Linked DNA regions of Homo sapiens: region 2 is linked to region 1. Evidence: read pairs that join two places in POLR2A ChIA-PET (ENCODE). Cell type or tissue: Caco-2. All regions are shown on one strand. Each heading gives the region's core, and the rest is flanking DNA. Links, peaks and the distances in the headings are about the cores only.

What was found. ChIA-PET counts read pairs that join two places held together with the same protein. Peaks named below come from ENCODE experiments on the same cell type or tissue, not always from the same donor. Only the 100,000 strongest peaks of a DNase experiment are listed, where the experiment ranks them.
Region 2: POLR2A ChIA-PET joins it to region 1 with 6 read pairs; 2 of 35 experiments call an interaction of 5 or more read pairs at or near these places.

What each region holds. Positions count from the first base shown.
Region 1 is chrX:7,969,144-7,973,546 of GRCh38, reverse strand. The region is part of intron 1 of LOC107985675 (a long non-coding RNA gene); the gene reads right to left. Among named protein-coding and RNA genes, the nearest start is that of PNPLA4, 44 kb to the right of the region's middle. In Caco-2, for the core only: no CTCF peak of the experiment used is centred there; no DNase peak of the experiment used is centred there.
Region 2 is chrX:7,444,690-7,449,092 of GRCh38, reverse strand. No RefSeq gene overlaps it. Among named protein-coding and RNA genes, the nearest start is that of PUDP, 300 kb to the right of the region's middle. RefSeq lists an enhancer at 1-163. In Caco-2, for the core only: no CTCF peak of the experiment used is centred there; a DNase peak (open chromatin) is centred at 2,052.

The DNA of each region.
Region 1 (4,403 bases), core at 111-4,110:
AACTCTCTTTCCTGCAGAGAGAGAGGGGTGCTACCCAAGTGGGTCTTCGATTTTGTGGTGAAGTGCATGGGGTTTTACGACTGACTTGAGGAGGCGGTGTCTAACTTACATAGGACTCAAAGATTGGTTGGACCAGGTGTGATGTTTATATAGCACGCAAAGAACCTGGCTGCCCCATGCTAATCTTTTTATTATGCAAATGGGTTTTCTAGTGGGCTAGTGAGTGCCATGTTGTCTGCTCCCTACTGCACATGTGGTTGGCAAGGAAAGGGGAAGATGGAGCCACCATGTTGGACATGCCTAGCTTCCAGGTAGCCTTTTCCTATTAGCACAGCTGCCGGCATTCACCCGTGTAAGCTTCCAGCTTGGTTATCTATGTCTGCAGCTCAATTTTACAGGCTGCTCTCTGTTAGAAAAGAAATTATTTGGGGGCTTCTTTTCATTAAAAGGGAAACCTTACCAAGGCTGGTATCAAACCATGGGCAGAAGTAGCCATAAGGGCAATCTCAGATGAGCACCCAAATTTGTAATCTCCCAATAGGTTCACCTTGCCTGCTACCCAGACAAAGTCGATCTCTCAAGATGGGAACTGCAATAGAGAAAGAGAAATTCACACAGAGCCAGCTGTGCAGGAGATCAGAGTTTTATTATTACTCCAGGAGCAGAGTCTTTAAGGAGAACTTGGTGGGTGGGGTGAAGCCAGTGAGCCAGGAGCTCTAATTGGTGAGGGATGACATCATAGGGAGTTGAAGCCGTCCTCTTGTACTGAGTCAGTTACTGGGTCAGGGGCACAGGATCAGATGACCCAGTTTACTGATCTGGGAGGTGCCAGCTGATCTGTCACATGCAGGGTCTGCAAAATATCTCAGGCACTGATCTTAGGAGCAGTTTAGGGAGGCTCAGAATCTTGTAGCCTCCAGCTGCATGACTCCTAAGAAACAATTTCTAATCTTGTGGCTAATGTTAGTCCTACAAAGGCAATCTAGACCCCAGGCAAGAAGGAGACCTCCTTTGGGAAAGGGTTGTTATCATCCTTAGTTTAAACTATAAACTGAGTTTCTCCCAAAGTTGGTTCACCCTGAGCCCAGGAATGAACAAGGACAGCTTGGAGTTTGGAAGCAAGATGGAGTCGATTAAGTTAGATCTCTTTCACTGTCTCAGTGATAATTTTGCAAAGGTGGTTTCAGGGGCAGAATTGGAATGGGGACAAAACAAAACAAAACAAAAATTCCAATTAATTATACCCTGTATTATACAAACAGTGAAAAAGAAAAATAAGGACAATGAATGTAGAGTTCAGGAAAAGATTTAGTGCATTTTTACACCCTTTTCCTATTGCATTTTCTTCATTTGGTTTATATTTTGCTCTTTCCAAGTTAGATGCTTGCTTATTTTAGTTGCTCTACATAATACCTGCTTAGTAAGCAGTCAATAAATATCATTGAAATTGACATTCCAAAAGACCCAAGTCCTAACAAGAAATCTCAAAAGAAAGGAAAATAAGTCCACAAACTGTCATGATAATCATGTGATATAATAAAATATAAAACCGTAGCAAGTACAGTTTGCCATAATTTATAGAATGGGTATGTTCCCAAGCTGTCGAAAGCTAACACAGTATTTTGAAATCATAGAACAAGACTTCACAAAATTCCCTGATAAAAGTAAGTGTGGATTTGAAACTGCTTTTGCAAAAATTATAACTGAGGAAATTATGACAGTGAAAGAAATCAGACCTAACTGGCCCCATCCTGCTTCTAACCTTTAAGCTGTCCTTGTTCATTCCTGGACATAGGCCGAACTAACCTTGGGAAGAAATTTAGTTTCTCATTTAACTCTGAAACAAAATTGATAATGGCCCTTACCCAAATAGACCCCTTCTTGTCTGGGGACCAGTCTGCCTTTGTAGGACTAACAAAGTAGCTTTAAGATTATAAATTACTGTTTAGGAGTCATGCAACCTCTTGCTTCAAGTGTCTGAACCTCCCCAAATTGCTCCTGGAGATAACACCACTATTGTAAAACCTAAGATCAATTCTTGAGATATTTTGCAGACCCTGCCCTTGATGGATCAGCTAGGTCCAATAATGCAGGAATAATTAAGGGAAAGGTAAGATGGGGAGTGGATGAGCTCAGATCTCTTTCACTGTCATAATTTTCTCATTGATATAATTTTTGTAAAGTCAGTTTCACAATTTGTGGAATGGTCACTGTGCAACACATTATGCCAAGTATCCTTGGCTGCATTCCAAGATAAAAGGGTAGAAAGAATGGAAAGAACAGTTACAACTTCAGAAAGCTTCAGTGTTCATCAATGGGCAAGAATCCCTGTGATAAGAAAATGCTGTTACATTCTTTAAGTGATGGTCCTAGATCATGATTTATGTGAATTATGCCCTTTCAGTGCTTTCTTCAGCTTTTACCTAGAGATTCTGTACTTTCTAGTTTATAGTGGTTTTAGTAATCTCTGTTTAAATGGAGTCACACAAAACCATTGAAGAAAGCTTCACTGAGATGTTTGTTTCCAACATTTTTATTTCCATATATTTTAGGTTTAAACAATCTGATGCATTTTATCAGTATAGCTAGCTCTTTAGTAACCTCCATCACAACCATTCTTTAACATGTGCGATCTCTGTCTTTCGATCTGTCCCTAACTTCACTTGTATAACAAATCTTTAGGATCGCAACACCGAGAGAAGTTGTACAGTGCTATTCTAATTTGGGCTTATTGACTTACAATGCAATTTCATTCTATTTAACACATGCTTTCTTTGATTGGGCTGGTTGTCACCGGGAAAAACTCAGATTTACGTATTTTTAAAGTGAACCTGACAAGTAATTCTAATCATGGAAGAATTACCAACTTTCTCCTGAAGGTAACTTGTACAAGATTAAGCAATGTTCTCATGCTGACAGGTCACCTGATGATGCAATGATTAAGTTTACGCTTTTAACCCCTTTAGGACATTAATTATATTCCTTTGAACTTAGCCCCTTCTCCTTTTAATTTCTGTCATGTGCCCAGAAAAGACAGTTCTATTTTGCTGTGTACTGCAAAATCAAAAAAGGTTTGAGTCCAGAAATTTCATAGTACACAGGAAGTACAGAACTCACGTCTCCAAAATCCAGGTATATTCTCCTTAAAGGCCTCCTAATCTCATATGCCAAACCATCAATTGAAAAGTTCATATAAATACAAATATGGCTAAAATCATATAAATGCATCACATACATGCTCTGTGCATTTATGCCGCATGCTGTATTTTGCTTCCATTATTTATTTTCATTTCAATAGCTTTGGGGGTACAAGTGGTTTCTGGTTACATGAATGAATTGTACAGTGGTGAGGTCCAGGCTTTTAGTGCATCCATCACCCAAATAGCATACATTGTACCTAACAGGTAATTTTTCATTACCTCCTACCATTCTCTCCTCTTCTGAGTCTCCAATGTCTATTGTACTACTCTGTATGTTTTTGCATAGTCACAGCTTAGCCCCCACTTGTAAGTGAGAACATGTGGTATTTGCTTTTCCATTCCCGAGTTACTTCACTTAGGATAATAGCTTGCAATTCCATCCAAGTTGCTGCAAAGGGTATTATTTCATTCTTTTTTCATGGCTGAGTAGTATTCCATGGTGTGTGTGTGTGTATGTGTATAAAACACACTTTCTTTAGCCACACATCAGTTGGTGGGCACTTAGGTTGATTACATATCTTTATAATTGTGCACTGTGCTACGATAAACATATGTATGTGGGTTCTTTATTATATAACGACCTCTTTTCCTTTGTATAGATACCTAGTAGTGGGATCACTGGATCAAATAGTAGATCTACATTTAATTCTCTGAGAAATCTCTATATTGTTTTCCATAGAGGCTATACTGATTTACACTGCTACCACCAGCATATAAGTGTTTCATTTCCACCACATTCATGCCAACAGCTATTGTTTTTTGATTTTTTAATAACGGCCATTCTGGCTGGGGTAAGGTGGTATGTCATTGTAGTTTTAATTTTCATTTCCTTGGTGATTAGTGATGTTGAGCATTTTTTCCTATGTTTCTTGGCCATTTGTATATCTTCTTTTGAGAAATGTCTGTTCATGTAGTTTGTCCAATTTAATGGGATTATTTGCTTTTTTGCTTGCGGATTTGAGTTCCCTATAAACTCTAGGTATTAGTTCTAATATGGTTTGGCTGTGTCCCCACCCAAATCTCATCTTGAATTCCAACATGTTGTGGGTAGAACCCAGTGGGAGGTAACTGAATCACGGGGGCAGGTCTTTCCCATGCTGTTCTCGTGATAGTGAATAAGTCTCATGAGATCTGGTGGTTTTAAAAAGGGGAGTTTCCCTACACAAGCTCTCTTCTCTTGTCTGCAGCCATGTGAGATGTGCC
Region 2 (4,403 bases), core at 305-4,304, 520 kb after region 1:
CCAGGAAAAAAGTTACAAGTTTTCTAAAGGAAATGTTCCAAATAAAAATGTAAGGGCAATTTGGGCCTGCCCTCTTAGGTCCGGTGGTCCTGGTAAGTCAACATGTATCTTACAAGGGCAGCAGTCTACTGCTGTTGCTCAAAATGCCTTCACGTTTTCCAAAGTGAATTCACTTGTGCTAAGTACTAAGACTATTTCTCAAATTTTAATTGGGTAAGAGGAAAAGAAAATATTTCTTTTAACTCTACCAACCTACATTGATGTCCTTTCCCTAAAAATCAGCCCACGCTTTGGCTCAGTAACTTGTCCCTTCTGGTGAGATGGACTGAAGCTAAGGGGATAGGATAGATGAGCAATATTTTTGTCTACCCCTTCTCCAAGCCTTTGAGAGAACCTTAAAAGAGATACATCTAACGTAGCCTGTAAGAAACATACCTCGTATGTCATAATGTTGGGATGCTACATGGATATCAATTTAGGAATTGATTTCAGAATTATTTGATAAAGGAGGAACAGGGGGAATCAAAACTTACGATTTCACTTATGATTTGATGAGCACATCATTTATACCTTTCTCGCTACCCAACATGTTATTCTCCAAACTCAGGTCCCAATAACTAACGATTTTTGCAAAAGTGGTTTTACTTACTGCCCTGTTCATGGATAGCATATGCAGTGGCCCATGAGCACAGACTTCTGGTAAACCCACAGTGCATAGGAGATCAGCGAGATTCAGAAAGAGGACAATGTAAGCATGGGACACCTACAAGTGAGTAAGCTAACAGCCAAGCGAGGCCATGCTTTCCCTTGAAACCACAACTTCCTTCAAATTCAGAAAGAAGGCACAGGCGTTCTGAGAAACATGCAAAACGAAAAAATCCTGGGTTACCCTGCATGAGCCAACTCCTTAGGATGAAAAATGATGACAGAGAATAAAAGACTAAGAAGGGAAGCCTGTAATTCCTTTTCCATTAAGTCCTTCCTTACCAGTAACTAATCATAGTGAGGTACAATGTGCACATAGAAAGAAGCAAAATAAAAACAGTTGATTTAGTTTTGTGTAGTGTTTCCACTGTTCTGGTAAGAACAAAATACATATGCATGTATGCACCATGAAACATAAATTAGGTAATTTCGGTGATTCTGTCCACAAGTTAAATGCTCTTCTATTTGCATTTAAAGCTGGTATTACGTCATATAAAGACGAATGGTAATACTCATGCTAATAATTTAAAATTTTAATTTTCCTTTTCTCAGAACAACATTAAATAGCAAATACAAAACACCATGACAAGCCAAGTGAGAGACTGCAGAAGAGAGGTAAATGCTTTATACTTATTTTTCCTTTAATGGCACTTTGGGCTGTTTTTTTGAAAAAGGGGCACTACGTTTTCATTTTATACTGGGCCCCAGAAATTAGATAGTCAACCTCATTACAATATGTACACTTTACATCCTCCACCCAAGTTTCTAGAATAATCTAGATATTATAAACCAAATTCTGCCATTCTATTCACTGGTAGCTTTTATTCACTTTGATACTCAAAAAACATCTTATACTCAAACATCCTGCAATTATGTGTGCTTTTTGGAACATTTTAGAATAAATCACTTTAACGTAAAAAGATGAGCTGACAGTCTTGCTTGGAGTAGGTCAGTTTTGTGGGAAAGCACATATCTCTTAGAACATTAATGGCCTCTATCCCTCTTCCCCATTATATAACTAGCATGCTTACTTGATGGAGTACTTGACATTTGCTATCTTCTTGCTAGGGCTTGCTGAAGATCAGCAGTTCTTAAATTTGGCTGCATGTTAAAATCACATGGGGAGTATTTTTAAAAAAAAAAAAAAAAAAAGAAAGAAAAATACCAGTCCCCAGGCTTCATCTCAGACAATGCACCTCAGACTCTATGGGAGTCTAAAATGTAACCAGGGTCAAGATTCACTCCCTAGCTATATGACAGTGCTTCTCAACTTTGCCTGAGCAAAAGAATGTCATGAAAGTCTCGGTGAAATTCTAGACTCCTTGGCTCCTCCCCCACCAAGTCAATGAGTCGTAAAGGTAGGAATTCGGTACATTTCGCAAGCACTCCAGGTTATTCTTATGATCAGGGTCATTTAGGGAGCATGACTCTAAGATGAGTTGAGAAGGAAGAGAGAAGAAAAATGATTAATAAAGCTGCCAGTGATAAAAGGCTCTGAGAATCAAGCTGTTCTCTGGTCTTCCCTCTCTAATCATACTAGCCCACCTGCATTACTTATCTATATGTGTGTAACAAATTACCATGAACTTAGTGGTTTAAACCAGCCCACATTTATTATCTCATGGTTTCTGTGGATCAGGAATCTGGGTATGGCTTGTGTAGATTTTCTGCTTCAGGGTCTCACAAGACTGCCACCAGCAATCAAAGTGTTAGCCAGTGCTGTGGTCTTATCTGTGGCTCAACCGGAGAAGGATCCACTTCCAAGCTTGCAACATTTTTGGCAGAATTCAATTCCTTGTGAAGTGAAGGACTGAAGGCCTCAGTTTCCTGCTGGCTGTTGGCCAAAGATGGCCCTCCCTTCCTTGCCATGTGGGCCTCTGAAATATGGTAGCTGATTTCTCCAGTGCCAGTGAGGGAGAGAAGCACCCAGCAATATGAAAGTTACAACCTTATGTAACACAATCACAAAGGAAGCATCACATCTCTTCTGCTATATTCCGCTGGTTAGAAGCAAGTCTCAGGTCCTGCCTATGCTCAAGAGAAGGGAATTAGGGTCTGCCTGTCACAACTCTACACAGCAGAGTACTATAGCCACAGCAACTGTCCATAAATTCTAAAGCCATAACACATGGGTTCATATATCTGGCATCCCAGCTTACCAACATTCACCTTCAACGGGCTCCTTAGCTTCATGGATCCTTAGTTTTCACATCTGTACAATGGGGATAAAATAGGATATACCTTATAGTGTCACCGTCATAGGCATTTGAATGATTACATGCAATGAGCTTGGCAAACTGGTCTACACATACTATGTAAAAATAAAAGCAAGTCTTGTAACTATTTTTATATGACACATGGTTAAACCATATTCAAGGCGCATTTGTCCAGGGTTAGTGAACCAAAATCAACGTTTTGCACACCAGTTCTATTGGAAAGTGGCAGAGCAAAGGGCAGCTTCTGTGACTCTCTTAAATGCGTGGGTATAGATACCTGGTGCATAATAAATGGCATTGTGCTTTTCTCCTGTCTTTGCTATTGGCACTCAAAATGGATTCATTTATACATTCAGGGAACATAGATTGTATAAGGCACTGTCCCATGATGACCAGGCAACCCTGCCTCCAAAGCTCTGCAATGTACTCATTTTGTGAGTACCGTAGTATAACTGCAGTAAAAGGAATAACGTAATAAGTTGTGTAAGAGACTGACAATCAAAATGCTATGGCAGTTTATAGCAAAGAGAATCACTTTGGGCTGTGGAGATAAAAGAAAATTCCATGTAGAAGGCATCTATGGACACAGCAGTAAATAAAATATATTGCTATTAGAAAGTATATTAAAAAGCCAGTCATTCAAATATCGATGGGTAAGTGCATTATTATTTTGCTCCAAGGAGTAAATTCTGCTTGTTCTGCAAAATGATATTGGGCTCTTTATGGTATTGCTCAGGGCTGGGACCTAATACCCACTGTAGTCATTCCACAGAGGTGGGATGGACCCCTCCCTCCAAACACGCACACATCCAAACTTTGCTTTAGAGGTCAAGACTGATGACATTACATGCATAAAGAATGTATGAGAAGGCTTATGACACAGTGGGGCTTTCTGGGAAGAGCAAGGAAGACTCCCAAGCTAGTACAAAGATGGCTTCAGTCACAGAGAAAGGAGATGACTCAGCTTTCATGGTGGTTAAGGTGTGAGGTTGCAGGGAGCCTTCTTGAACACAGGCTGTGGCTTGCATAGTTTCACTCCCTCAACCTCCAGGCATTCTTATTACTTACCTGGCTGTGGTGACAGAAGGGGAAGGGGAGTTGTGGGTTTGAATGCTGTTTGCGGTAAAACATCCAAAATGGATTCAGAATATTTATTGCAGTTTTTTCTTTATGCACGTGAAGTAACTGAATCACAAGGATTTATTTGTATGCCCTGGGTCACATGCCAACGCAAGAAGCCCAGAAACAAACCAAAGAAACAGGCTTCTCTCGGCCTTCCTGGGCTCCAGGTTAAGCTTGTGTGTGCTTTCTATTCAGAGTAGAAAAAGAGAATAACAAAGAGTTTTCCCTTTCATGTGACCTCTTGAAATACATTTTCAAGGATGGAAGACAATGGACTCTACCTATCATATCACGGAAGAGGATGGGTGAAGAGACTTAGAAGTTCAAGGATAAGGGCTCAGTCAGTTACAAGGCGTATAT